Regions from separate parts of the Homo sapiens genome. Here all the other regions are linked to region 1. Evidence: chromatin loops called from intact Hi-C (ENCODE). Cell type or tissue: PC-9. All regions are shown on one strand. Region 1 overlaps PKIG (cAMP-dependent protein kinase inhibitor gamma). Region 2 overlaps OSER1-DT (OSER1 divergent transcript). Region 3 has its middle 12 kb from the start of LINC01260. Region 4 has its middle 18 kb from the start of YWHAB. Region 5 overlaps JPH2 (junctophilin 2). Region 6 holds the start of KCNK15 (potassium two pore domain channel subfamily K member 15). Region 7 overlaps KCNK15-AS1 (KCNK15 and WISP2 antisense RNA 1).

Region 1 (4,000 bases):
ATGCCTGAATGGTATTTCATTTAGATACAAATTAGTTAAGTATGTATATATTAATAATTCTCCATTGTCCGTTTAGGACATGTGACACATCCATTTAGGAACTCATTTTGGTGTCTTTAGTTTCCTGCTATTATAAATAATACTGTGGGCCAGGCGCAGTGGCTTAGGCCTGTAATCCCAACACTTTGGAAGTCCGAGGCAGGAGGATCACTTGAGCCCAGGAGTTTGAGACCACGAGTTTGAGACCACCTTGGTTAACATAATGAGATTCCCATCCCTGAAAAAAAATGAGCCAGACATGGAATAGTCCCAGCTACTCAGGAGGCTGAGGCAACAGGATTGCTTGAGCCCAGGAAGTTGAGGCTACAGTGAGCCATGATTGTACCACTGCACTCCAGCCTGTGTGACACAGCGAGACCCTGTCTCAAAAAAAAAAAAAAAAATACTATGAGGAACATCTTTGTACATTTTATCTTCATGTAGATCTTGGATTATTTTCTTAGAATAGATTATTATAAACTGATTTAGTAGCTAAAAGATATGGAAAAAGTTGAGGTTTCTGGATACACACTGTCAAGTCACTGCCCAAGGAGGTCTTGGAAGTTTACAGTCTCATTAACAGGGTTTGAGAATGACCATTTTCTGACAGGATTTCCAACTCTGAGGATTCTTTATTTCCCCATTTGCTGTTGACTCTAAAGATGAGAGGGTGAGTGACGAATATAAATATGGGAGAAAAATAAAACGATGTGTTTCTGCTTTCGATTGGAGAGCTCCCCAGAGCCGTCTTTGGAATTGCTGTTCCCTGAGGGGATATGGTAGCCAGAGCATGTTGGCCCAGCTGATGTTTTCTAGGATTGGTCTTTGAGTGTGGCATTTGCTGTCTCTGTGTCCCGAGGGCCAGTGGCCTGCACTGGGCAGCCTGTAACATCAGATGGCATTGTGAGATCAAAGCCCCAGGAGACATTCCAGCATGAAGCTGGCCTTTCAGATAGAGCCTGTAATTCCATCCCATGGTGTCAGGTCCTAGGACAAGAACACCTGCACAGCACTCCACGGTGCACGGAGGCCCTTCTCAACAGCCCCAAGAAGGAACTGCGGCTCCTCCCCACAGAGGACAGGCGGGCAGCAGGGGAGAAGAGGGATAGACACAAACTCCCTCTCCTTCAGAGGCCCGAGAGTGAAATCCAGCGAGTGTGCATGGAGCGCCTGCTCTTTACCAGGTGCTGGATGAGAATCAGGGAATGCAGCGGCCAGAACCTGTTGGCTCAGCTGCCAGGATTAGGTTTCAGCTGGACATGGGAAAAATCCAGACCAAATTCCTGTTCCCGTGGAGCTGACAGTCTAACTGAGGAAGAGCCGAGGACTCGGAGGCTCCGGGAGCCAGTGTGGCCTGCTCGGGGTTTGTCATTTTCCAGAGCAGCGGGTTTCAGGTGGGGCTGAGGCCCTTCTGAGCCGTGGCTGTAAACCGGCCTCACTCACCTCAGAGGGCAGCTGTGGCCACTGAGTGCGTGATGTGTATGAAAACACAGGCACCTGGGCCATGGTACCTTTCCTTATCGTAGGAATTGTCAGCATCATTTTTATCCTCTGTTATTACTGTTATTATCATAAGCCATTTTCCTGTCCTGAAGCATTGAGCGGTTTCCCCAGAGGCAGAGCGCAGGAGTGAACCTCCGTGACCTGTAGAAGGAGCCACCTCTGGAACTTCCGGGAATTCTTTTAGCCAAGGAGGAGCCAGAGCGTGACTAGGGCAGCGCGCAAGGCTGCTAGGAAGATAGGCAGGGTGCGCCATCTGCTGTAGCCGGGGGGAATTGCCGTGGACAGTGTCCTGGCCCTCCTCTATTTTACACAGGGGAAATGAAGGCCCCAAGAAAGGCAGGGTCTTGCCCAGGGTTAGGTGGCAGAGCTTGGGTTTAAGGTCACGTGTCTCATTCTTTGCTCTTTCTACCATAGGACACCTCCCTGTCTCACCTGTCTGATCTTTGAGGGCCCCTAATTCATTCTTTAGGTGTTTCTTCTGAGCTAGGTGTTGTGGGGGGATGTGGGCCTTGCCCTCCATACTGATCCTCTTCTCTGTCTCTCTCTTTCTCTCTCTCTCTCTCTCTCTCTTCTCTCTCTCTCTCTCACACACACACACACACACACACACACACCTGCAGCACTTACTGGCTCAACCCCACCCTGGGTGCCTTCTGGGCACTTCTGCCAATGTCAGCTACCTTCTAAAAGCATTGCACAATAATTTGGGTTTATAAAACTTCAACCATTGAAAAAATATAGACTTAGAAAACGAAAGTTCCCCTTAATCACAAAGAACCACAGTTGACAGGGTTGATAGATGTTTTTTCAGATTTTTTTTTCATATGTCTGCTATCTTTCCCCACAGGAACTGGGTTTTATTTTAGGTGTTGTTTTGCAACCTCTGTTTTTCAGTTGCCAGTTTATCTCAGACATTGTCCTATGTCAGTACAGGCCCATCTGGCACATTTCTTTATTATTTTTTTTTTACTGACATGTCATTGTATATATTTGTGGGGTGCAACTTGATGTTTTGATACATATATGTTGTATAATAATCAGATCAGGGCAGTTAGCATATCCATCATCTCATGCATTTATTTCTTTGTGATGAGAATATTCAAAAGCTTCTGTAGTTATTTTGTAATATAGAATGCCTTTTTTTTTTTTTTTTTTGAGACGGAGTCTCGCTCTGTCTTGCCCAGGGTGGAGTGCAGTGGCGTGATCTCAGCTCACGGCAGTCTCCGCCTCATGGGTTCAAGAGATTCTCCTGTCTCAGCCTCCAGAGTAACTGAGACTACAGGCGTGTGCTACCACACCCGACTAATTTTGTATTTTTAGTAGAGGCGACGTTTCACGATGTTGGCCAGCCCAGTCTCGAACTTCTGACCTCAGGTGAACTACCCGCCTCGGCCTCCCAAAGTGCTGGGATTATAGGCATGAGCCACCGCACCCGGCCTAGAATGCCTTATTGTTAACCATCACCATACTGTACAATAGAACAGGAACTTACTGCTCCTATCTAATTGTAACTATGTACCCGTTGACCAGCTTTCCATCCTTTCCTCTCCTCTCCCCTCCCCAGTCTCTGGTAACCACTGTTGTATTCTCTCCTTCTATATCAACTTTTTTTTTTTTTTTTGACAGAGTTTTGCTCTGTCACCTAGGCTAGAGTGCAGTGTCATGATCTTGGCTCACTGCAAGCTCCGCCTCCTGGGTTCACGCCATTCTCCTGCCTCAGCCTCCTGAGTAGCTGGGACTACAGGCGCCTGCCACCACGCCTGGCTAATTTTTGTTTGTTTTTTTAGTAGAGAGGGGGTTTCACCATGTTGGCCAGGATGGTCTCGATCTCCTGACCTAGTGATCCACCCGCCTCGGCCTCCCAAAGTACTGGGATTACAGGTGTGAGCCACTGTGCCTAGCCGATAACAAATTTTTTTTTTTTTAAGATTCCATGTATGCGTAAAATCATGCAGTATTTGTGTTTCTGTGTCTGGCTTATTTCACTTAACATTATGTCCTCCAGGTTTATCCGTTTTGTCCCAAATAACAAGATTTCATTCTTTTTTATGGCTGAATAGTATTCCTTTGTGTATATATACATTTTCTGTATCCATTCAATCATGTTGGACATTTGGGTTGATTCCATATCTTGGCTATTATAAATAGTGCTGCAGTAAACATAGGAGGTCAGATGTCTTCTTGACATACCAATGTCAGTTCTTTGGATATATACCTAGTAGTGGGATTGTTGGGTCATATGGTACTGTTTTTAATTTTCTCAGGAACCCTCCATACTGTTTTCCATAGTGGCTGTATGGCACATTTCTTTTTTATGACTACTTCATAATTCACGCGATGCCTAACCTCCTGGTGGACATTTGGGTGGTTTCCTATAGGCTGCTATTACTGACCAGGTGCAGTAAACATCCTCACACTAGAGAAAACATTGGGCATTTGCCTGAGTGGGTCTAGAACT
Region 2 (4,000 bases), 390 kb before region 1:
AGACCAGAATGGGAACCATGGCTGAAGGATGGTGAGACCAGCAGGGCTCGGCAGCCTGCTGAGCAGATGTCTGGCCTGAGCCGTGCCAGTAGGTGGCCCCCTTCACTAAGGAAGGGAATCCAAGAAGACTAGGTTTGGGGAGTGTGAGACGGTTTGGTTTTGAACATAAAAGTTTCAAGTGCAGATGAAAGGAGGAATCAGGTCCCAAAGGCTGCAGCAAGGGACTTATCCTGAGGTTTCTCCTTCTGAGAACTGTAGGAGCTATGGAAAGAAATGACCAAATTTATTTTAGAAAGATGACTGGTTTCAGCGTGAGCCGGCATGGTGATCCAGGCCTGAGATGATGGTGATCGAAGGGGCAGGTGGCCCTAAGTATGGAGAACAAGTGAGCCGATTGGAAAGTTGCGTAGATCAGGCCTTGGGGAGAGATTGACTACGAACAGGATGGGCAGTGAGAGAAAGCTGACAATGATACTTTGCTTTCCAGTTTGAGCAACTGAATGGATATTGGTGCCCATCTCAATTAAACTCTGTTGAACCCAGCTGACAGTGAGCAGAGGAAGAACATTTAAATGGAGAATCATAGTAACAGCTAATACTTTCTTTTATTTCTTTCCTTTTCTTTTCTTTTTTTTGAGACAGAGTCTTGCTCTGTTGCCCAGGCTGGGGTGCAGTGGTGCAATCTTGGCTCACTGCAACCTCTGCTTCCCTAATTCAAGTGATTCTCCTGCCTTAGTCACCCACGTGTGCCACCATGCCTGGCTAATTTTTGTTTGTTTGTTTGTTTGTGGAGACAGCGTTTTGCCATGTTGGCCAGGCTGCTCTCGGACTCCTGGCCTCAAGTGATCTGCCTGCCTCAGCCTCCCAAAGTGCTGGGACTGCAGGCATGAGCTACCATGCCCAGCCTATGAGGGCTAATACTTTCATAGCTCTTCCTATGCATCAGAAGACTCATTTTAATTCTCACCACAATTCTATGAGATTACCATTATCACACTCATCTTCCAGATGAGGAAACTGAAGCAAAGAGAAGTTAAGTAACTCACCAAGGTCACACAGCTAACAAGTGGCAGAGCTAGAATTTGAACCTAGGCAGCTTGGTAGAGTCTGTGCTGTCACTGCCTCTCTGTGCTGATATATCTCTAAATTAGTTCAGTTTGGACAGAGTGAACCTGAGAGATCCGTGGGGCAGCCGCGTGGAGGTGTCTAGCAGGCATGCAGATATATGGTTCTGAAGCTCACATGGGAGGTGGGGACTGGAAATAAAGACTGTGGAGTCTGCATACAGGTGGCCATTGAAGCCACAGGAAAGGTCAGGACCCTTAAGGAGAGGGTGGGAGATAATCAGAGGAAAGAAACAAGGGAGCCCTGGAAGGCAAACACAAGCATTCCAGTTGTGGGAAGGACATAGTCCTTTCTGCAAATGAATACACTGCACCTGGCTTATAGATCTTCAGTCAACAGATAGTCCATCCCGCAGAATTTGTTTGGCTCTGGGTACCCTGACAAAATGGAGTTCCTGGAGCCACAGCCCTAAGGACCTGCCTCAATGGTGGTGATCCTCCCCACTTTCTTCTACCATGAGAGTCCACTGGGGGCCTGTTGGCTTCTCTGGGCATCTGTTTTTTGCCCCTCCCTACAACTGAAGAGCCTCCAGCTCCTCTGTCTACCACCCGTCCACTTCGTCAGCTCAGGTCCCCTCCCTGTCTCTACGACCACAGTAACATTTCACCTGGAGCTTCTTCAGGTCCCTCCTGAACTTATTTTCAGCCCTTTACCCGTACATTTCTTGTATCTCCTGCTAGATTCTAAATTTCTGGAGGGCAAGAAAAACCTATTATGTTGACTTTCCCTCCCTCAACTCCTGCTCCCCTGTGTGTGTTAAATGGCCCGACCCCGTTGTCCCATGGGACTTCGCATGCAGTCCACCAGAATAGGAGCTGTACCTACCACAGGAGCCAGTGAGTCCATCAGTCAGTCAGTCATCTCAGCAAATAATTCCAGTTGTCTACTGGCTTTCTGGAAACATGACTGGGGACTGTTGATGCCTTTGACAGTTGATTCAAGCAGCAGGACCTTTCACAACAGCCTCCTGTTTTTGTGGATGGGGAATAGGCAAGGGTTGGGAAGCGGGAATTCGCCGCTCTTTCTTGTCATTCTCTTCATAGCCCCCAAGCTACTGTGGTCTATTGTTTTGATAGTTGCTTTCCCGAAATGTTAACAGGATGGAGAGTAAAGGAGGTAAAGGAGGACTCTGATGCCTCAGCCATGCGCCTGTGTGCCGATTCCCATTAAGCCTGCACCAATTTGATTTCCAAGACTCCAGTCAATCCTCAGAGCTCCAGGAGGGGAGGGGCAGCTTTTCCTGGTAGCTGCTGATCACCAGCAGAGGGAGCCCTAGGACTGCAGGGCCTCTTTCCTTACCGTTGGTGAAGCCCTTCACTGTGGCTTCAAAACTGTGGAAGACCCGGGATTTGTGGATCACTTGCCTTTAGAATAGAATCAAGAAATAAAGCTGCAGAAGAAAGAATCTCCATGTGGTAAGGATTGGAAGGGAGTGTTGAGAGGGGCTTTTGGGGTGCTGGTAATATTGTTCTTTGACCCGATGTTGGTTATAGGAGTGTGTGCTATAATGTGGTATATGTACATTTTTCTGTGCGTATAACTAAACTTCAGTTAAAAGTTTTTAAAACTTAAACATCTCTATGTATACCACAAAATAGGTATCAGGTTAGGGTGAGCGGTTTTTTTCCCTACAATTCTTAACCTTATCTGAGTCACAAGACAGCCCTCCCTCCCTTCCTCCGAGAAAGCCACAGACCACTGGTTAAGGACTTCTCCTGCAGCAGCCGAATAGAGAAAGTGAGCAAAGGACATGAGCAGACGGTTCACAGCAAAAGAAATACAAATAGCACTTAAACTTATGAAAAAATGCTCAATCTCAATCTTCAAAGAGAAGTGCTTATAAAAAGTATGCGGAGATACCATTTTTAACCTGTCAGATTGGCAGAAATCCCAAAGCTTGACAGCATGCCCTGTGGATGGGGCTGGAGGTGGGGGAGTCGGGAGAATAAATAGCAGGACTTTTAATACATTACCAGTGGGATTGTGAAATTGACAGCCCTGTTGATTTGGGCAATATCTACCAAAATTACAAGTCTAAGAGTCTACCCTGTAGATGACATTTGTACCTATATGTAATAATTTATGTAAAAGATGATCCATTGCAACATTGGCTGCAATAGCAAAAGATCAGAAACAACTGAAGTGTATGTACAGGACTGGTGCATCCACAAAGCAAAATACTATATAACTGGGAAAAAGTTTGAGGAAGCTGTGTGTGCGCTGAGGAAAGATCTCTAAGATATAGGTGAAAAAAAGCACGACGTACAGCTAAGAATATATGTTTGTATTGCTTCTATCTTCATAAAGAAAAACTGATAAGCTAGACAAGTAACTAAGAAGTGTTTCAGGAAGTGGTTGGGGGCCAGCAGGAGGGGCCGGGCTTCTGAGTGTATACCTTGTGTTCTGATTTTTGAATCATGTCAGTGTATAACCTGTGCAAAACAAAACAAAGTTTAGAGTTCCTGCTCTAAAGCTGCTGAGCTAAGCCTTTAGGAATTCATAAATTATTATATCTGCCCAATTAAAGAATAGGTGGGTTTGGTTTTTCAGTTTGAACTGAGCTGTGTCTTGGTGAGAGTCTTCAGCTTACTCCACATTTGAACACAGTTCAGGAAAGTGTATTGCAGTTTCCTGGCTCAGCCTAACTCTCAAGAATTCTTTCTTTACCCTCCATATGCTCAAAACCAATCTTGCCCCTCAAGTGTTGACACTCAGCTAGCTATCATTTTTCAAAGTATTTCATTTTCAGCTTATGTATTCATGAGCATCTAACTCTGCCTGAGGGGGAGAAGAGAAGTTTTCACCAGAAAAGTATATCTGTGTTTTCAGAAACCAATAGATATGAAATCTTGCTCTCCATCCCTTATCTTTGCCT
Region 3 (4,000 bases), 73 kb after region 1:
CAGGATGGAAAAATACTCAGTGTAGTCATTTTAGCTAATATATATTTGTTAAAACATCCAAATATTTTTTTCGAGCTCGGCGCTGTGTGCCAAGCTCCATGCTGGCTCATGGACAAAGTCAGGAAAAGAACAAGCAAAAATGAAATTCCTTCTTGTGTCGGGAGTGGTGGGGTTTTGGGGGACAGGTATCTCCCCTTCCCCATGTTTTCTTCTCAAACTTCCTCCACTGTTGTTATATTACCTTTGCAGTGATAAAACCAAGAGAACAGAAGAAATACTTCTGGACCTAAGGATGAAAGAATGATGGGAGAAACATTTCTTGAGCCAGTCCCTTTCTGCGTTCTTATTTTGTGGAATCCGCACACATCCCCGAGAAGCTTAATAAAAAGGGCTACTATCATGACACTTACTGTGTGCCTTGCCGGTTCCACCTGTTAGGTGCCATTGTTGTCCCCATTTTACAGATGAGGAAACTGAGGCGGGGCAAGGAGATGCCCTTCTGCTTGGTGGTCTATCCTTCAGCATTACCCACACACATGCAGAGCTACATATAAGCTCACGTTCACACTCGGATTCACGTCTGCACCCATGGGCACATGGAGGATCGCACAAGCCACACTCAGACACACATGTGTGCTCACACACAGGGCTGCCCATGTCCACAGGTATGTGCATGGGGACACGCATGTATATATGTGCATATTCCCATATGCACACAGCACAGGTCAAACACTTTTGGACACACATCTGCCTGAGAATGGGAAAAGGGGTGCAAGATAAAGGGGCAAAGTCTGGCTTTTGCCTCCTCCCTGCACCTGCTACCAGCTGTGTGCAGGACTGGGTGGGGCAGAAATAGGTGGCTCTGAGCTCAGAGGGCAGAGGTGGCCTTGCACTAGAAATCCACCTGCCAAACTTCCAAATGGGCTACAGCGACTAAGGGGCCTCACCTGCTGGGCAAATCCCCCAGCTGGAGGGTGTGCTCCAGATCCTCCAGGGGTCCCCAGGGGGTTGAGAAGATGAGGGGCACACCCAGCAGCCCCTAAGGGAGGAAGCGTGGCCATACTGGCTAAGGGGGCGCACTCTTCTTGCAGGCCGCCTGATCAGATGCCTGTAAAATAAGACAGCTTTACAAAGAGGGTGTCGGAATGTGAGGAGGCAGAGGGACAGGCATGAGTAGAAAGACCTTCCTCAGGACCTGAAGTCCAATGATCCTGGTCCTGCGTCCCACTAGCTAGGTGATATTGAACAAGTCACATAACCTCTTTGAACCTCAATTTCCTCATTTGTAAACTTTGCACAAATCATTTCTTTGACTGCTAAACAAGTATGTTTTGAGGACCAACGACATGCCAGGTACGGTGCTGGGCACTGGGAAAACAGCAGCAAGCAACACAGACATGGGCTTGCCGTGTAGAGCCTGCAGAATTAGGGAAAGGATAAATGGAAACATCTCACACATAGTAAGTGCTCAGTTACGTTCCTCCTGGTCTCTCTTTTCTACCATTGTAAAGGCGATGCAATAACATAGAAAGTTGGGAGAATGGGGTGGCGGTTGCTGAGGGGGGAACTCTGTCATCCAGAATCCCACCACCCCAACACAATGACTAGCTTCATTTTTGCCAATTTCATCAGCTCATGCAGGGGTTGACCTGCTGTAGGGCACTCAAAATATTCAAACCAATTAATGCATTGCATTTGTGATCAGAAGAAAAAAGCTAATTACAATGTAACAGATTTACCTGATGCAAAGCAACGCAAGCATGGCCATCCCTCTGCATATATGGAAGCTTTTCCTTTTGGGGGAAACAGCAATATTTCCATTTTACGGAAAAAGAAATGGAGGCACAGAGAGGTCAAGGCACTTGCCCAAGGTCACACAGACAGAAATGCGAAGAGCAGCTCCAGAGGCCAGAACTCCTGCCCATCCTGTCCAGGACTGTGGGATGCATCCAGGGACGGACACTGGGGCTGTGGGCTGGATGACTTGGCTGCCTTTGCATTGATTGGAGCTGTTTAGGGAACCTACCCCAGCCACTAGCATCCAGTCCTAGAGACACAGAAAATTCACTGGCCAGCCTCACTTTTGAGCCCAGAAACCCCTTACCCTTCCTCCTGCCTCTTGAGAGGCCAGTGTTAGGTGTTAGCCGGGGTGCAAAGCTCTGGAAGGCAGGTTTCTGCTTTCTGCTGCCCTCCAGTGGGCAAAGAAAGCAAACCTCTGGATCCATCTGGAAGCAGGTAGCAGGTGTTGCCCAAGTCAGCTGCGGCTAATAGTAATAATAATGGCTGCCGCTCAATGAGCACTTACCACGTGCAGACGTTTTTACACCTAATCTAATGTAACCTAACCCCTTTAAGCAATTTAATTAACATTTAATTCCTCTCTCAAGGTAGGAATCACTTCCTATATACCCATTTACATACATAATCTGAGACTTAGAAAAATGACTTCCCAAAGTCACAAAGCTGGTCAGTGGCAGAGCCGAGAGTGCAAGTCCTTGGAGATCAGAGGAGGAAGAGACCATGATCCTGGACCAGGAGACAGCCCTGCATTCTTGGGCACAGAGGTGAATTTACTGTGAGGCTGGTGACGCATCAGGGCTCCTGACTTGCATGTCCTCTCCCAGGGCCATGGAGGAACTTTCCAACGCATTCGCATGGGCATATGTTTCACATTTGCAAAACTAACACATTTCAGTTGCAATTGGCTGAGACCACTATCTCTCTCCACTGCCTAGAATAATGTCTTCACATAGTAGGTAATAAATATGTGCTAATAAATCCATTTTGTGTTTAATAAATCATGTTGAATGAATGGGTAGAGAAATGAAGGAAGGAAGGAAGTGGCATTTAGTTCAATCTTGAAGGAAGGGCAGGATTTGAGAGAGCGTTCCTCATGTAGCCTAGTGGGCCCCTCCACACACAGACCATCCAAGGCCATGAGTGGCCTTGAATGCCAGGGTGAGGAATCTGGCCTTAGGTGGTAGGCACTGGGGAGCCATGGAAGGTTGCAGAGCAGAGGAAGGATATGAGTGTAATTGTCAATTAGGCAAGAGTTGAATGTCAAATAAGAGGACAGGGCCCTACAGCGGGGGGCCAGAGTGGCTCAGATAAAACTCCCCTCATCCAGCACCACACAGAGAGCTGGTGCTCAGCCAGTGTGATCACAGAAGCCTCTGCTGGGGTGTCTATAAGCTCCCTGGAAGAAGATATCCAAATGCTTTGCATGTGTGGCTTTGTGTATGTGTGTGTGTGGGGGGGGGAGGGGAGGTGCTGAGTGTGGATTTGCTCAGCACTCTAGTGTGCCCAGCCCAACGTGGGGGAAAGGTCAAGGCCCTGTCTGGCTTAGGCAGGGAGTTCTCAGCATTGCAGTATGACTGAGCCTCTGGCTGGAAAGTAAGGGAGCCAAGAGAAAACAGGTTTAGAAGTTGGCTAGGCAGAAGTGGACCTATGAAATTCCAGCTGCACCAGCTGCTTCTTTTGCTAAGCTCCCGTCATCCTTTCTCTCTCTCCACTGGGTCTTTCTGAATGTCAAGAATCCCAGCCACTGTTTAGTTAGCACTTGTTTTTTGCCACACTCTGTGAAGCACCTTCAAGCCCGATCACCGGATTATTCCTCCAACAACGCCGAGAGTGAGAAGAATGGCTATTATTTCGATTTTATAGGTGAGGAAGTAGAAAGCCCAGAGAGGTGAAGTTGCTTACCTGAGGTCACATAGGAGTCAATGGTATACGTGAGATCAAACCCAGACTCCAGAGGCAGCCCCCCTCAGTCGCCAGCCGTCCTGCCTCCTCTCCTGGTCTAAGCTGGGGAGGAAAAACCCATCTTGGCCAGCAGGGGGCGGTGTGCCCTCAAGGATAAGCCCTGCTTCCCAGAACTCAGACAGAATTTGCCAGCAAGACAACAGCACGATTCTGAAATATCTGGCTTTGAGCCCTCATTTAGTCCCAACTCTGGTGGGGCCTGGAGAACGGGGAGAGGGGTGAGAGAAGTATAAAATAG
Region 4 (4,000 bases), 260 kb after region 1:
CTGTTAATATTTTACTGGGCATCTTTCATGCCTGTCTTAACGCGTATGGGCAATAGAAGTAACCTTTTTCATAAATCATAACAAATAATACACATTCTTTTAATCAAGAGCACCCTTTTTAAGTGTGATTTTTTTTTCTTATCTATCCTTTTCTTCTTCCTTTTCTGACCTCCATTAATCTCCCTTACTTACTCCACACTTTCTGGCTCACGATAACCCCTGTTAACAACTGATGTGTACACTTGCAGAATTTTCTCCAAGCCAATATAATTATACATTTCTTTATAGAAGTCCTGTTTTTAACTCTTGCAATATTCATATTAAAGGACACTAATGGGCTGTGCGCAGTGGCTCGTGCCTGTAATCTCAGCACTTTGGGAGGCCGAGACGGGAGGATCATTTGAGGTCAGGAGTTCGAGACCAGTCTGGCCAACATGGTGAAGTCTCATCTCTACAAAAATATATAAAACTTAGCCTGGCACGGTGGCATGCACCTGTGGTCCCAGCTGCTCAGGAGGCTGATGCTGGAGAATTGATTGAACCCAGGAGGCAGAGGTTGCAGTGAGCCCAGATCGCGCCACTGCACTCCAGTCTAGATGACAGAGTGGGACCCTGCCTCAAAAAAAAAAAAAAAAAGAAAAGAAAAGAAAAGAAAAGAAAAGAAAAGAAATAAAGGACACCAGTGGTGGCATTTGGGGCACCAGACAGTAACTGTTGAAAGAGATTTCAGCCATAGAAGGAGCCCTTCTTGACACCCCTAAAATTGCACTGCTGAGGTGATTGTCACGTGAGCTCACCCCGTCACAGTTCTGGAGTGAGCGTGAGAAGGCTGAGGGTGAGCACCTCTGTCCCCACCAAAGAAATGGATCGCCAGGCCCTGGTCTCGTGGTTTCCAGGTTTGCTTGCAGGCCTGCCTGCGAAGCTCAAGGAACTGCAGAGTCACTTCTGTCTGGAGCTCCTGAATGCAGTCCAGCTAACCTTCCCTACCCGGAAGCCCTTCAACATCTTTTCTCCATTCCCTTTACGGGTTTTATTCTTCTTTTGCCTGCTCAGCAATTTTCACCAGTCCAAGGACCGAATGCTCTGCTCTCAGATCAATAGCCCTTGGGAAGTACTGCAGACAGTCTCTGAGATGCACCCTAGCTGCTCCTGCAAAGGAATTGCTTTCTTTCTGACTCAGTTTCACTTGAATTAAGCTTCTTCTGCTTTATGAAAGCAGCCTCCTTCCAGAGCACAAGTTGACATCAACCCAGAACCAGAAAGAAATCAGTGGCTGGAACTTGTCTTATTCATCTCTGGAAAGTCCAGCTCTCCAGCAGAGGCTTAGAATTCTATTTCCTTTTTTGTTTCTTAGTCATTGCGCTTGAGAAGGCATTTAAAGATGCTCTTTGGCTAGAGTAAGTGCTCAGTAAGCATTTGTTGGCGAAGGGATAAAACAGTAAAGATGGAATAATCAGCATTTGGTAAATGGTTGGTGAAGGAGAATCAAATGAGATAACACATGTGAAATTGATATGTAATCTGTGAATAGTGAAAATTGTTCCTGGCCAGGCGTAGTGGCTCACACCTGTAATCCCAGCACTTTGGGAGGCCGAGGTAGGCGGATCACTTGAGGCCAGGAGTTCAAGACCAGCCTGGCCAACATGGTGAACCCCCCCCCTATTAAAAATACAAAAATGAGCCAGGCGTGGTGGCACATGACTGTAATCCCAGCTACTTGGGGGGCTGAGGCAGGAGAATCCCTCAAACCTGGGAGACGGAGGTTGCAGTGAGCCGAGATCGTGCCATTGCACTCCAGCCTGGGCGACAGAGCGAGACTCCATCTCAAAAAAAAAGAAAAAGAAAAAGAAAAAGAAAAAGAAAACCAAAGGGACTCGTCCGCAGCGTTATCTGCTGGCGCCATCTTCCGGAAATAAGTTAGCACAACAGGTCTATTTCTGTTTCAGCGGGGCGTGAGGGCACTGGAAATGCAGGCAAGGAGGGGAAAAGAGAGAATGAATTTTAGCAAAATCTCTCCATCTCCTCTGTCCTGGATCATCTAATTACTCTACCAAGATTATCATTTTAATGTAATAGTACTACTAACATGCTAGCACTTGTTTTGAGCACCTAGTACGTACCAGATACTGTGCTCAGTGTTTTACATGTGTTATTTCATCCTCACAGTAACTGCAAGAAGTGTATATAGTAAGTCCTCACTTAACTTCTTCGATGGGTTCTTGGAAACTGCGACTTTAAGCAAAATGATGTGCAGCACGTCCTCAAGTAATGTCCTTCCATTATGATTATGAGGGAAAAAATGGTTTCATCATACATCATTTCACTTAAAGTTGCAGTTTCCAAGAAACTATCAACATTCAGTTGATATTAAAAACCCGAGGCATACAAGGTGTATAGTGGACTTATCATCTCTAGGATTACATATCTAGTTGGTGTTTGGGATAAGACTGAAACCCAGTTCTGTCTGACTTCAGAGCCTGTGGTGGGCTGTTGTGAGTCAGGTCCCGAGGAATCAGACTCCAATATGGAGATTTGAAGTCAGGAAGTCTATTGCAGAGTGCTGTCGGGATTACATCTGTGGAAAGGAAAAGTCAAACTGCAGTGCAACCTCAGCAGAGGCCTTGGCTAATGCCATGGGGAATATAGAGCTGGGATGGCAAGAGGACAGGACCTTGGAATGTCCACCTCGAACAGTCATAGGGACTCAGCTGAGAGCTGCCAGCAGCCAATGCTCCCAGCAGCTGGGGGAATAAATGCCCCATCCTGGGGATGGGGGTCTGGGTGGCACACCACAGTATGCACTGCAGCGCCCACTACCTATTCCCCATGCATTGCTCCTCAAATAAGGGAGATGGCTGGGAGGGAGACAACATCAGTGATGGGGTAGTGGAGGAGGAATTCAGAGAGTAAAAATGGTTTTGTCTGTCTTCCATCCACCTGTGACCTAGGCTATGCATGCCATCCAGCTGCAATAACCAATACATTTGGGTCATTCATGTTGATATAATGTATGGATTATTTTATGGGTTGCAAGCCATTAACAAATAAATAAAATGCAATATTCCACTGGCTGATTGGAGATGCATTCTTTGACATTCTCAAATAAGAAATGGAAGAATTGGCCAGGCACAGTGGCTCACGCCTGTAATCCTAACCCTTTGGGAGTCCAAGGCTGGGGGATCACTTGAGGTCAGGTGTTTGAAACCAGCCTGGCCAACATGATGAAACCCCATGTCTACTAAAAATACAAAAAAAAAAAAGCCAGGCGTGGTGGTGGGCGCCTGTAATCCCAGCTACTTGGGAGGCTGAGGCAGGAGAATCACTTGAACCCAGGAGTCGGAGGTTGCAGTGAGCCGAGATCATGCCACTACACTCCAGCCTGGGCGATAGAGTGAGATTCCATCTGAAAAATAAAAATAAAAATAAAATAAAAAGGAGATGGTGCCTTCTGCCCTGGGGTTAAAAAAATTAAAAAATTAAATTAAAAAGAGATGGATCTATTTGTATAATATGGAAAGACCTCTAAGACATATTTTTGCATGAAGAAATAAGATTCAGTACCCTAATAAACTATATAAAAATTATATCTATTTCTAGAGTTTTACATACACTATAAAAGGATGGAATTTTACCGACTTGCCCTATGGAAGGATTCTACATCCCCACCCCACGTAAGTCAGGCATAGCCATATGATTTGCTTTGGCCAAGGGAATTTGAGTGGAAGTGACATGTGAGACATCCAAGCAGAAGCTTTAAGAGGCTCCCCCATTCTCTCTTTTCCTTATTCCATGAGATCAGCATGTTCCAGCTGCTTCTTCCAGCTGTGTCCAGAGATACAGCTGAATTCAACCCATCACAAACATGCAATTAAGATATAAATTTTTAGGCTGGGCGCAGTGGCTCACGCCTGTAATCCCAGCACTCTGGGAGGCTGAGGCAGATGGATTGCTTGAGCTGGGGAGTTCGAGACCAGCCTGAGCAACATGGTAAAACCCTGTC
Region 5 (4,000 bases), 490 kb before region 1:
TCTTGGCTTCTGCAGGTGGGTGGGCCTCAATTAGTCACAGGACTGTCATCCAAGTACCGAGTAGGTCCCTCCTCCCACCACCCTGGTGCTCAAAACTCCCCAGGGGCTCCTGCCCCCCAACCCCTCCTCCAGCCAGCTGGCTGCACCTGGTAAGCGACGGTCAGGTCAGGAGGTGAACAAAGAGGATGGCCAGGCCGATGTTCAGCAGGATCACCATGCAGATGAGGATGGTGTTGGGGACCTGGGAGCAGTGGAGAGAGGCTTCCTGAGTCCCCATGGCCTCGGAGACACCCCCCACCCAGGTCACAGCAAGGCTGGACAGAGCAGGAACTTCTGGATGGACCTTCCTAAGAGCATTGCCGGCTTTGTTCACTGCTGTATCCTGTCACCTGGATGGCAGACCATCACAGCTGGAAGGACTCTTAGAAATAACCAAATCCCTCAGGACCCAGGGAGGGACAAGATCATGCCCCAAGTCATATAGTGTGTGAATCAGGCCTGGAACCCAGGCATCCTGCTAATTCCCCTTGGGACGCATTCTTCAGTCCCCCAAAGCCCAGCTTCAGTCTTTGTTGCCGCCGTTCCTAGCTCCCTGCCTCCCATAAGTCAGGAGGTCTATAACCCAAATCCTGTTGGGCCCTTCTTCCACCTCCATGAAGCCCTCACTGCTACACCTTGTAGCAGATGCTGCTGGTGCCCAGCCCAACCCCCCTGACTGGGCAAATGGACCCACCCTCCAGCTGCTCAGGCTCCCAGCTGCCCCTGCTCATGAGAACTGTCTCTGCCAATGGGATACCAGGTGCAAAGGTAGGAGGACTCCATGCGGCCATTTACGCTCCAACGTCCTCTGTGGACCAAGCCAAGGCTATGCTCCCCTAATCCCCAGCCCTGCAGCATTTCCTCCTGCTCTATCCTGCTTCGGTCTCTCGCACCCCAGCAACCCCCAAATCCCCTGCCCCTGAATCCTCCCTCAAGCCCTGCTACCTCTAGGGAACCCGACCTTAGGCACACCTTGCCCGACAGCCTCACCTCTTCCACCTCCACCTCCGCCTCTGCCGCCAGTGCGGCCTCCTTCCGCGCCTTCTTCTTGGCCCCCGCCTTGGTCAGCCCTCGAGCCTCAGTCTTGCGGGCCTTGGCCCTGGGCTCGGCTTTGGGGATGATGGGCTTGGGCTCCAGCTTGGCGGGGGTCTCGCGTGCAGGCTCGGGGCCTCGGAGCGTGGGGGCCTGCAGCGGGGCGGTGGCCGGGGACGAGGGCGCGGACTCGGACCCGGAGACCTCGGGCTCGGGCTGGTCCTCAAAGGGTGGGGGCTCGGGCGGCGTGGTGCGCACAGCATAGCTGTGGTAGCCCTGGTAAAGCGCCACCTCCGGCTCCCGCGACGGCGCAGGCGGTGCCTGCAGAGCCTCGATGGCCATGCGCTCGGTGGCTGGACGCGCGGGGCTGCGGCGGCCCGCGCCCTCGGACGGAGTGACTGACCGGCTGCCCTCACCGCTGGGCTCGCCGTTCCAGGCGCCTGGGCTCAGCAGGCCGTCCTTGGACACCCCGGGCCTGGGCCGCTTGGGCTGCGGGGGCGTCCCGGCCGGTGACGGGGAGCCACCCTCGGGCCGAGGGGTCTCACGCTCGTGCAGCTGCGGGCTCTCGCGGGGCGGCTGTGGGAGGCCCGCTGCGCCGGCGCCCCGGTCGGGGGGCTCCAGCAGGCTCTCCGAGTTCTCCAGGATCTCCTGCAGCAGCCGGCGCTTCTGATATTCCGGACCTGCCAGGGCAACACAGGGAGGCTGGGCTCGAACCCCGCACCACTGTTGGGTGATCCTGGGCCAGCCACTTCACCTCTCGAGCCTCATTCATGGGCTCAGTCGGCACTCACATAGCACTGACCAAGTGCCAGGCACTGTTCCAAGCACTTTCCAAATATTAACTCATCTAATCCCTGTAGTATCCCTATGAAGTTGATGCTACTGTGAACCTCAAAGGGAGGCTCTGAGAGGTTAAATCACTTGCCCAAAGACACACAGCTGTCGAAGGGCAGAGCCAGGACTAGCACCCAGCAGTCTGGCTCCAGAGGCGATGCCCTTTACTTTGGCACGCGTCTCTTTCCATTCCCTTATCTGAAACATGGGCCTGATCATACCTATTTTATAAATACGAATGGAAGGATTGAGAAAATGCATGTCAAAGGCGGAGCTCAGGGCCCCGCACCGGCATAGACCAGCAGGGGGAGCGCTGTGACCAGAAGTGAGGGATCCTCCCAGGCATAGGTTTTCGCTCCTAGGTTTTTCATCAGGCCTCCTTTGGCCTCCTTTCTGCAGCCAGGATCACGTTTAGAAAACACACATCTGATCATGTCATTAACTTAAAAACCCTTCATGGCTGGGCGCGGTGGCTCACGCCTGTAATCCCAGCACTTTGGGAGGCCGAGGCGCGCGGATCACAAGGTCAGGAGATCGAGACGATCCTGGCCAACATAGTGAAATGCTGTCTCTACTAAAAATACAAAAATTAGCTGGGCATGGTGGCGCGTGCCTGTAATCCCAGCTACTCAGGAGGCCGAGGCAGGAGAATTGCTTGAACCAGGGAGTCGGAAGTTGCAGTGAGCTGAGATCGCGCCACTGCACTCCAGCCTGGTGACAGAGCGAGACTCCGTCTCAAAAAAAACAAAAAAACAAAACCTTCATCGCAGAGAATCCCCATCTCTGTCCCTCAGGGGTTCCCACCACTCTATCCATGTGCCAGATCTCTACCAAGGCCGGGAGGTCCTCCTTACTCTGCAGCCTCGATTCTCAGGACCCACAGCCTACTTTGTGATGTGGCTTCCTGGCATGCTGCTCTGTCCGAGTTTCTGTGCCTTTGCACCTCCTCCACTCATCCCACCCAGCGCTATCTGGTACAGCAGCTCTCAAAGTGTGGTCTCAGACTAGCAGTATCCACATCGCCTGATCCTTAGAAATGCACATTCATTCATGGGCTCCACCTGAGACCTACTGAATCAGAAACTCTGGGGGTGGACCCAGCAATCTGTGTCAAATTTGAGACCCACTGACTTGATAGACTCTTGTTCAGCCTGCAAGATTCAGCTCAAATGGCCTCTCCTGAGGGCAGCCTTCTCTAACACTTCCTCTTGCCTAACTGCTTCCTGTGAGCTCCCTCCTCTCCCATTCTAACCGCACAGTGCTCATCCTGCTGTGTGAAATGGAACCATAATCATGAAACAACAGCCACAGTCACTGAGAGCTTACTGAGGACTGGGAATGTACCTTACATGCATTTAATCCATGCACAAAAAAGCAGGCACCATTCTTACTACCATTTTACAGATCAGGAAACTGAGGTTTACAGAGGTTAAACACCTCACTCAAAGTCTCACAGCTGGGAAGCAGCGGAATCAGGGTTTGAATGAATGCAGAGTCTGTTTATGGTACCCCTAGCTCTGTTGTTTTTGTGACTCTCTGCTCCCCTAGATTTTGGAACCCACTTATGTAACCCCAGAGCCTGGTACAGTGCCTGACACATGGACAGTGCTCAATGCTTGACTGAAACTGTTGGGCAAGTGCAAGAAGCCATTTTTCCCTCTCATCCACCAGTGACTTCTCTCCTCTAAGCTTCACCAGCTCCAACTGTCTTCCCTGCTCAGAGCAGAGAGAAAAGACCACTTGGAGTGACTCTGCTGCCCTCCCCTCGAGCTCAGCATGAAGGCAGAGATGTGTCTCCCCACCTACCCCTGCATCATCCCATCCCACATTTGCACCATGCCCCAGTTTCTGAGACTCACGGGCATCCAGGAAACCACTTGGGCATCTCAGATTCCAGTAAGCAAAGAAAAGCGCCCACCCTAGGGATAGCCCTACCCTGCCCATCCTTCCCTGGCTGGCCCTACCTGGCTGGTAGAAGTCCGGAGCCAGCTCCCTGGCCAAAGTGCGAGCAATGTTGGACTCCTGGTTGGCAGCCAGGGCGGCCTGTTCCGCTGCCTCAGCTTTGGCCTTGGCGTGGCTTGTCCTATGGAGACAA
Region 6 (4,000 bases), 140 kb after region 1:
GGAAAGGAGTGAAAGGAAGGAAGGAAGGAAAGGAGGGAGGGAGGGAGGAAGGGAGGGGAGGGGGGAGGGGAGGGAGGGAAAAAGGAAGGAAGGAAGGACGGAAGGAAGGACGGAAGACTGGCACGAGGTCACAACATGAGTTAGTGGCGGGAACAGGACTTCTGCAGGCCCGGGGTTTGGGCCTTTGCTTCAGATCTCACTATTCACAGACACATGAACCCCGGGCAGGCGAGTGGGAGGCGGACAGGGGAGCGGTTCTTCCGGCCCCCACCCGTGGCGATCCCAGCCTCCAGGTTCCCGGCAGTCGCCCCGCCTCGCCCGTCACAACCCTGCCGCGTGGGGCCGGGGTTGGAGGGGGCGGAGCGCGCGGTCCGGGCACACGGAGCAGGTTGGGACCGCGGCGGGTACCGGGGCCGGGGCGCCATGCGGAGGCCGAGCGTGCGCGCGGCCGGGCTGGTCCTGTGCACCCTGTGTTACCTGCTGGTGGGCGCTGCTGTCTTCGACGCGCTCGAGTCCGAGGCGGAAAGCGGCCGCCAGCGACTGCTGGTCCAGAAGCGGGGCGCTCTCCGGAGGAAGTTCGGCTTCTCGGCCGAGGACTACCGCGAGCTGGAGCGCCTGGCGCTCCAGGCTGAGCCCCACCGCGCCGGCCGCCAGTGGAAGTTCCCCGGCTCCTTCTACTTCGCCATCACCGTCATCACTACCATCGGTGAGCCGCCCGGAGCCTCCCTCCGCGCCCGCTCCAGCCCCAGCCGTCCCGGGGCGCCTCTGGGTTTCGGTCCCACCTCTGCCCCCGCCCAGCTGAGCTACTTTGGACGGGTCATTTCGGCTCACCGAGCCTCCCTCATCTCCTTCGCCTCCCTCGTCTCCCTGGTCTCCTTTGCCCCCCTCTGCTGAATGGAGCTGTCAGCCCACGCAGGCAGGGACGGGAGGAATCAGTAAATCGAGTTTGCCAAAAGGCTGACCCAGGAGTGCTCAGAAAACGTCCAAGGGGCTTGGAGATAGGTGAAGCGGGGCTGGGAGACCAAGTGGCTGGATTTGCTTTTCCTTGCCTGGTTGCCTCACACTTGCTGTGTGACCTTAGACGAGTTGCTCAACCTCTCTGAGCCAGAGTTTTCTCTTCTGTAAAATAGTGTCGCTAATCGGCCTTATCTCAGGGCTGTGGTGAGAGTTATTATTCAGGAGACAGACTATGCACAGACAAGGCCTGTGCTAAAACATGACACATACAGAGCACTACAAAGAAAAGATCATTTTTTTATTATTGCAATTGTTATTGTTACCCCATGAGAATGGGGACCCAGTCTGTCTTAGGGACTGCTGTATGACCCGTGCCTAGCATGCAGTAGATGATCAATAAATACTTGTTAAAGGAATGACTGATAACCACAGGCTCTGGACTCTGCCCTCAGGGATGCAGAGCAGTTCCTTTGGAGCATCTGGACCACCAGCTGTTGCCATGACTACCATCTGGCTGGTACCTGCTGAGCCTAAACCTGGGGGAACAGGAAGGAGAGAAGTGGGCTCTGCAGGGCTCCAGGCTTGGTGCCAGCCACTCCCCAGGCTCCAGCTGTGAACGTCCCGGCACCCCCCCTGGGGCTTGGATCACCAGTCCGAAAGCCAGTGCCTTGGAGAAAGTTTCCCCATAATGCTCTTGCAAGTGAATATGAGCTGTGGTTTTTGCAGTGGAGTTAAAAGTATGAGTTCTGGAATCACAGAGACTGGAGTTCTGGTCTCATCTCTATTGCCACCTGCCTTCTCTGGCAATTGATTCCACCTGTCCAAGCCCTGGTTTCCCCAAAGGCAAAATGCAATTGTTCCTACCTCACTGGGTGACTGCCAGGTTTCAGTGAGGTCAAGCATGTAACATGCTTGGCACAGTGCCTGAAGCCAAGTAGGCACTATTCATTTGTAATAATTCATTATTTGCCAACGTGGCTCCAGCTCTTATTCAGCTCTTTTGCCCCCTCCTGTCCACATGGACACCCCTGCTTCCTATCTTGGTACACCTGAGACCCTCCTGGTTACCGTGCCCACTGGTCTGGGATGCCATCAACTTGTTCTCTCTGCCTTTATCTACATTCTTTGGAGGCTTGCCATGTGGTTTTGGCCTCTTACCCTGGTTCTTTACCTCTGAGGTACGTCTGGGAGGCTGATGTAAGAGACTCAAGTGGAAACAGGAGGAATTTTGCCTTTTCTGGCCACTTGGGGGCACCACCACCCTCTGTGGTCTAGTCCGCTGAAGCCAGCCTTGCAGAGAGCCAGGTGCCAGGCCCCAGGAATTTGGGCTTTGCTTGGATGGGAGAGAGGCACTGAAGCAATGGAGGGTGCTGGTTAATAGCTCAGGCCTGTGGAGGGTGCTGGTTAATAGCTCAGGCCCGTGGAGGGTGCTGGTTAATAGTTCAGGCCCATGGAGGGTGCTGGTTAATAGCTCAGGCCTGTGGAGGGTGCTGGTTAATAGCTCAGGCCTGTGGCCTTTGGGCAGTTTTGTCCCTCTGAACCTAGTTTTCTTATCTATAAAATGGGAATAACAACATGTCATATAGTCATTGGGAGGGTTAAATCTGATAATCCATGCAGAGTACATACATGGGTTAGTTACTGTCATTATTAGTTATTATCATTATTCATTTCACTCTCTGCCAAAACCTGGCACAGTCCCAAACAGCTGGAAGCCTTTTATTCCTAAAGAGACTCTTCTGTTTCTCACCAGCACCCCCTTCAGCTTGGTTTGATTCAATAAACTCTCATTGAGCTTCTGGTCTACGTCAGGCTCTGTGCAGGACCTTGGTGATGGGGACTACACCACCATCGTCCCCGCCCTCAAAGAGCTCAAAGTCTAGTGATGAGCAGACCCCCTTTCTCCCAAAAGTAACAGAGAGGCAAAGTGATAGGGCTATGCAACAGAAATGTGGAAGTGCAGCCACAGGCCTTTAAATGTATGTAGTGCTGATATTCTGAATAAGTTATATATGCACACAGTACACACTTCACAGGGCACAAAAGGGTATGGAATGAAAAGGAATTCTCCCTCCCACCCTGTCTCTCAGCTCATAAATTCCTCTTCCTGGGTCAAATACAGTTGCCAGTTTCTTGTGTGTCCTTCTGGATATATTCTCTGCCTATATATTCCTTTAAAACACACACATTGTATAGACGTTATACACACAGTTTTGTCTCTTACTTTTTTCACTTATAGAATATATGTTGATGTTTTTATGTCAGTCTCTAAAGAGCTGCGTCATCTTGTTTGTAGGGTTTCTCAGCATTGGAACTACTGACATTTGGGGCTGTGGGGACTGTCCTGTGCATTGCAAGATGTTTAGCAGTGTCCCTGGCCTCTACTCTCTAGATGCCAGTAGCACACAGCCATCCCCACTCCTCACCCCCATTTGTGACAACCAGAATGTCTCCAGATGTTGCCAAGTGTCCCCTCAAAGGCAAAACCACCCTCGATTGAGAACTGCTACTCTGTAGTATCCCATGGTTTGGATGGCACTATAATTTATTTAACCAGGCCCCTTTGGATGGACACTTACATTGTTTCTCATTTTCGCTATGACCGACAATGCTGCAATGACGACCCAAGTGCACACATATTTTTGCTCATGTGTGTATATTGAAGGGCTAACTTCCTAACTGTGGAACTACCTTGGTCAAAGGATTTGTATTTTTTACTTTTTGGCAGGTAGGGCCAATCTGTTAGAGGAGGCGCATTCTTCTTGGCCTCCTGACTCTTCCTGGCGTACAGGCTCCTTTGAGAATACCATGAAAGCAACTGCTCCTCTTTCCAGGAAAAGACACACAATGAGATACCCATTCATTCCCCTGCAATGGCGCGGTGTTCCAGGACTCAAGATTGCCCAGTCGTGTTTAGATTCCCTATAGTAGTTGAAGGGACCCAGTAAGAATCGCCACGCCAGACAATCAGAACCAAAAGGTGTTCAGTGCGGGCAGGCTGAGCAGTGGAGGGGGAGGTAGTCAGGAGAAAAGGCATGTGGAG
Region 7 (4,000 bases), 120 kb after region 1:
ACAAAAATTAGCCAGGCGTGGTGGCACGCACCTGTAATCCCAGCTACTTGGAAGGCTGAGGCATGAGAATCACTTGAACCCAGGAGGTGGAGGTTGCAGTGAGCCAAGATCATGCCACTGCACTCCAGTCTGGGCAACAGAGCAAGACTCTGCCAAAAAAAAAAAAAATAGTGAGTATCCACTCCGCAGGGGTATTGTGAGTATTAGGAAGGTAATTCCTCCATGTTCTTCAACTGAAGCTATTATTATCATCCTGCCTGCAATTCTTGGCAAGTGTTGTGAAGGCAAAGACTGGGAATCCTCTTGTTTGTGGAGAAGAGGAAACGTGTCGGGGGCAAAGTCACAGGGGCAAACCAGGTTTACCCTCTCTGAAGCTCTCACGGCCACAGGTGCCCAGGCCTGGCCATTCCTCCATGGGAAGCTTCTGCACTCACTTCCTCAGTGCTGGCCTGGGTCTGCGGGGCAAGCTGAGTGTCCCGGGGCAGAATGCTTTCTGGAGAGGACTCCGCTACCAGCTGTGGCTGAAGGACCTGGCACAGGGCCTGTTCCTGGGGCCCTTGGCACACCATCCTCCTCCAGCCGAGAGCCGTAAGGAAGAAGTTTCCCTAGTGAAGGGCATCAACAGGCCCCAGGAGGTCCTCCTGCCTGCCAGGACACCCGTGGTCCTCCCCATCCTAACTAGTTACAATTAAAATGAATCTAGCAAACACAGACAGCCAGGCCCTCCCACGCCCTGCTCTGGGATCCAGGAACAACGACGGCGCCCAGGGGAGCCCACACACTTAAGGGGAGCAGCTTACAGTCTCACTGTTTATTGAGCAGCTACTGTGTTCTTGATGCTTTTGTAAACCAGAAAGTGTCTGAGACAGGTCTCAATCAGTTTAGACATTTATTTTTCCAAGGTTAAGGACACGCCCAGTAGAGAGGTCTGTGCCTTTCTCTAAAGATGACTTTGAGGGCTTCAGTATTTAAAGGGGAAAGCAGGCTGGAGGGGAAAGAAGGAGGGTCTGGAAATCCACATATTGCAAGAGAAAAAGAGCAGGTAGGGAAATTATGTATTCGATTATGTATTCGTCTCACGCTCTGTAACTTTACATAAGATAAGGTGAACACAGAGTGGCTACTCGTGGAGATACCTGGCCTTTTATCTGTGGCTCTCTGCTTACGAACAAAGGAAAGGCAGCTTGTTGCATGACTCAACTTTCAGCTTAGTTTTTTCCTTTTGGCAGAGTGAATTGGGGTTTTCATTTTCCTTTCACACTTTCTATACCTTCTCTTATTGAAAATGAGGTGGTTGCTGTGATCTGCATTTTACAGATGAGAAGCTGAGGCTTGAAGAATAGAATCACCACTCACAATCCAGGATGGGAAGTCAGAACCAGCTGAACCAGCGGCTAGCCCAGCCTCTCTCCCTCTCTCTCTGTTCCTCTCTCTTTCTTCTATCTCTCTATGTTTCTCTCTCTCACCGTTTCTCTCTTCTGTCTCTCTCTCTCTCATCCTCTCTCCTCCTCTCTTTCCATTTTGTTTCTCTTTTCCTTGGCTTTTTCTTCTTTCTTGAATTTTTAATGAAGTATAAAAAGTATACAAGGCCAGGCACGGTGGCTCATGCCTGTAATCCCAGTACTTTGGGAGGCTGAGGCGGGTGGATCGCGTGAGCTCAGGAGTTCGAGACCAGCCTGGGTAACGTAGTGAAACCCCCTCTACAAAAAATACAAAAATCAGCCGGGCATGGTGGCACATGCCCGTAGTCCAAGCTACACTGGAGGCTGAGGTGGGAGGATGGCTTGAGCCCAGGAGGCGGAGGTTGCAGTGAGCCGAGATTGCATCACTGCTTCTAGCCTGGGTGACAAGAGTGAGACCCTGTCTCAGAAAAAACAAAACAAACAAACAAACAAAAAGTATACAAATAAAAGTGTTCAGTTAGTCCAGTTTTCACAAATGAGCACACCCATGCAATCAGTACCTGGGTCAACAGCAGGACCATGCATTGCCTGCACCTCCAAAATCCACCTTGGTCTCCCTCTCTTCACTACCCACAAGATAATCACTATCCTGACTTCTAACAGATAGATCCATTGTACCTGACCAGAGGCAGCAGCCATCACCTGGAGACTTGTTAGAAATGCCCCATCCCAGACCTACAGAAGCTCTGGGAGTAGGGCCCAGAAATCTATTTTAACAAACCTCCCATCTCGTTAAAATCAGACACAGCTCCAGCTCGGGGGAGGACAGCAGTGATGTGCTGCTGCCTCCTTGTGGCATTTCCATGCATGAACAGCCGAGAGGCCACCTGCCAGGAGGAGGCTGTCTTCAAGGGGCAACTCCAACAGCCTCCCTGGGAGGTACCCCTCGACTTTCTGCCTAGGAAAGGGGAGGCAACCAATGGCCACCATGTGTCAGGTGCTAACGAAAAGGCCACCTGCCTCTCCATGGCTAAAATGTGGTCTAGGGTCTGAGGTGCATTCTCAGCCATCTGATTCTCAAGAATTCATCTTTTTTCACTTCCACTGACATGAATTATGACATCAGGGAGAACCCAAGGGCAGAAGTAGGGGCCAAGTCCTCTTCATCACCTCCAGGTTGGCTGACAAACTTGGTTGCAAGTGGCCCCATCACACTGGCCTGGTCTTTATCTATGGCCCCTTTGTCAGAGGCGTTAGACCAGAGCAACTCCATTTTGAGTAGGGGCTGGGTAAAATAAGGCTGAGTCCTACTGGGCTGCATTGCCAGACGATGAGGCATTCTAAGTCACAGGATGAGATGGGAGGTCGGCACAAGATACAGATCATAAAGACCTTGTTGATAAAACAGGCTGCAGAAGCTGGCCAAAACCCACCAAAACCAAGATGGCGACGAGAGTGACCTCTGGTAGTCCTCACTGCCACACTCCTACCAGCGCCATGAGAGTTTACAAATGCCATGCCAATGTCAGGAAGTTACACTCTATGGTCTAAAAAGGGGACACATGAATAATCCACCTCTTGTTTAGCATGTCATCAAGAAATAACCTTAAAAATGGGCAACCGGCAGCCCTGAGGGCTCTTCTGTCTATGGAGTAGCCATTCTTTATTCCTTTACTTTCTTAATAAACTTGCTTTCTCTTTGTGGACTTGCCTTAAATTCTTTCTTGCAGGAGATCCAAGAACACTCTCTTGGGGTCTGGATCAGGACCCCTTTCTGGTCACACCTCCACTGCCCAATGCCCCCTCACCACTGGCTTTCATGAAAAAGGTTTTAACGTCTTCGCTGGGCCAGGTCTTTTCATCCAGTCTCTGTTGGATGGCCAATAACCTAACGTGAACCTCTTCAGCAGCTTCTCCCCTGCCCTGAAGCCAGCAGGGGTGGGACACAGGTGACTGACTTGACTCCCTCTACCCTCTCAACCCCCTCACTACCACTCACCTCAAGGACACACCCTCCAGGTCCACTAACCCCCCTGCCTCTCTCAGTCTCTGAGACATCTCACTGCAGTCCCACTCCCCTGCCTTCCTCTCTTGACCCCTGCTCTGTGGCCATCTGACTAAAACCCAGAGTTGGAGAACCTGGTGGTATCACCGCTTACTCCAGATGGCTGATGATCTTTATGTTCTGGATCGGGTCTCAATCCAGACCCCAAGAGAGGGTTCTTGGAGCTCGCACAAGAAATAACTCAGGGTGAGTCCATAAAGTGAAAGTGAGTTTATTAAGAAAGTAAAGGAATAAAGAATGGCTACTCTAAGTCACAGGATTCTAAGTCACAGGATGAGATAGGAGGTCAGCACAAGATACAGATCATAAAGACCTTGTGGTAAGACAGGTTGCAATCAAGAAGTCGGCTAAATCAGAACCTGGTGGCAGAAACTGGTGCTGCGCTGCCTACTCCAGATGGCTGATGTGGCATCTGTGGAATGCAAAGTCTCCCTGAGTCTTTTCCCCACGTCAGGAAGATTGCTTAAGTATCAGACTGCAGTTGCCAGAATAAATCTAAATTTATTTTAAATGTTCATGTCAACAGTCATAT

Evidence for each region. Peaks named below come from ENCODE experiments on the same cell type or tissue, not always from the same donor. Only the 100,000 strongest peaks of a DNase experiment are listed, where the experiment ranks them.
Region 2: a loop joins it to region 1, with 14 times the contacts of the local background. A loop is called at or near these places in 64 of 110 quality-filtered maps.
Region 3: a loop joins it to region 1, with 6 times the contacts of the local background. A loop is called at or near these places in 21 of 110 quality-filtered maps.
Region 4: it touches region 1 in a loop (13-fold over the local background); 3 of 110 quality-filtered maps call a loop at or near these places.
Region 5: it touches region 1 in a loop (5-fold over the local background); 4 of 110 quality-filtered maps call a loop at or near these places.
Region 6: a loop joins it to region 1, with 5 times the contacts of the local background. A loop is called at or near these places in 13 of 110 quality-filtered maps.
Region 7: it touches region 1 in a loop (11-fold over the local background); 14 of 110 quality-filtered maps call a loop at or near these places.

The regions. Positions count from the first base shown.
Region 1 is chr20:44,608,374-44,612,373 of GRCh38, forward strand. The region is part of intron 2 of PKIG (cAMP-dependent protein kinase inhibitor gamma); the gene reads left to right. Among named protein-coding and RNA genes, the nearest start is that of PKIG, 28 kb to the left of the region's middle. RefSeq lists enhancers at 680-1,254, 2,012-2,081, 2,132-2,231, 2,262-2,321. In PC-9, CTCF peaks have their summits at 1,793 (motif pointing left) and 1,997; a DNase peak (open chromatin) is centred at 1,718; H3K27ac peaks cover 381 bases.
Region 2 is chr20:44,215,143-44,219,142 of GRCh38, forward strand. The region is part of intron 2 of OSER1-DT (OSER1 divergent transcript); the gene reads left to right. Among named protein-coding and RNA genes, the nearest start is that of OSER1-DT, 6.2 kb to the left of the region's middle. RefSeq lists a silencer at 79-168. In PC-9, CTCF peaks have their summits at 105 (motif pointing right) and 2,406 (motif pointing right); DNase peaks (open chromatin) are centred at 81 and 2,404.
Region 3 is chr20:44,681,530-44,685,529 of GRCh38, forward strand. No RefSeq gene overlaps it. Among named protein-coding and RNA genes, the nearest start is that of LINC01260, 12 kb to the left of the region's middle. RefSeq lists silencers at 2,058-2,117, 3,719-3,838. In PC-9, CTCF peaks have their summits at 2,193 (motif pointing left) and 3,809 (motif pointing right); DNase peaks (open chromatin) are centred at 2,212, 3,482 and 3,852; H3K4me3 peaks cover 558 bases; H3K27ac peaks cover 707 bases.
Region 4 is chr20:44,865,851-44,869,850 of GRCh38, forward strand. No RefSeq gene overlaps it. Among named protein-coding and RNA genes, the nearest start is that of YWHAB, 18 kb to the right of the region's middle. In PC-9, CTCF peaks have their summits at 1,900 (motif pointing left) and 2,102; no DNase peak of the experiment used is centred here; H3K27me3 peaks cover 1,715 bases.
Region 5 is chr20:44,114,636-44,118,635 of GRCh38, forward strand. JPH2 (junctophilin 2) reads right to left here. Exons shown (of 6, transcript NM_020433.5): 3 at 3,870-3,988; 4 at 1,030-1,751; 5 at 147-241. The coding sequence ends at 161. Among named protein-coding and RNA genes, the nearest start is that of JPH2, 71 kb to the right of the region's middle. RefSeq lists an enhancer at 2,014-2,308. In PC-9, a CTCF peak has its summit at 2,189 (motif pointing right); a DNase peak (open chromatin) is centred at 2,236.
Region 6 is chr20:44,745,488-44,749,487 of GRCh38, forward strand. KCNK15 (potassium two pore domain channel subfamily K member 15) reads left to right here and starts at 378. Exons shown (of 2, transcript NM_022358.4): 1 at 378-706. The coding sequence starts at 424. KCNK15-AS1 (KCNK15 and WISP2 antisense RNA 1) reads right to left here and starts at 740. Exons shown (of 5, transcript NR_132377.1): 1 at 478-740. In PC-9, CTCF peaks have their summits at 2,223 (motif pointing right) and 2,429; DNase peaks (open chromatin) are centred at 1,804 and 2,134; H3K4me3 peaks cover 1,011 bases; H3K27ac peaks cover 1,275 bases.
Region 7 is chr20:44,731,301-44,735,300 of GRCh38, forward strand. All of the region lies in intron 3 of KCNK15-AS1 (KCNK15 and WISP2 antisense RNA 1), which reads right to left. Among named protein-coding and RNA genes, the nearest start is that of KCNK15, 13 kb to the right of the region's middle. In PC-9, CTCF peaks have their summits at 2,260 (motif pointing left), 2,459, 3,745 and 3,946; DNase peaks (open chromatin) are centred at 2,241 and 3,851.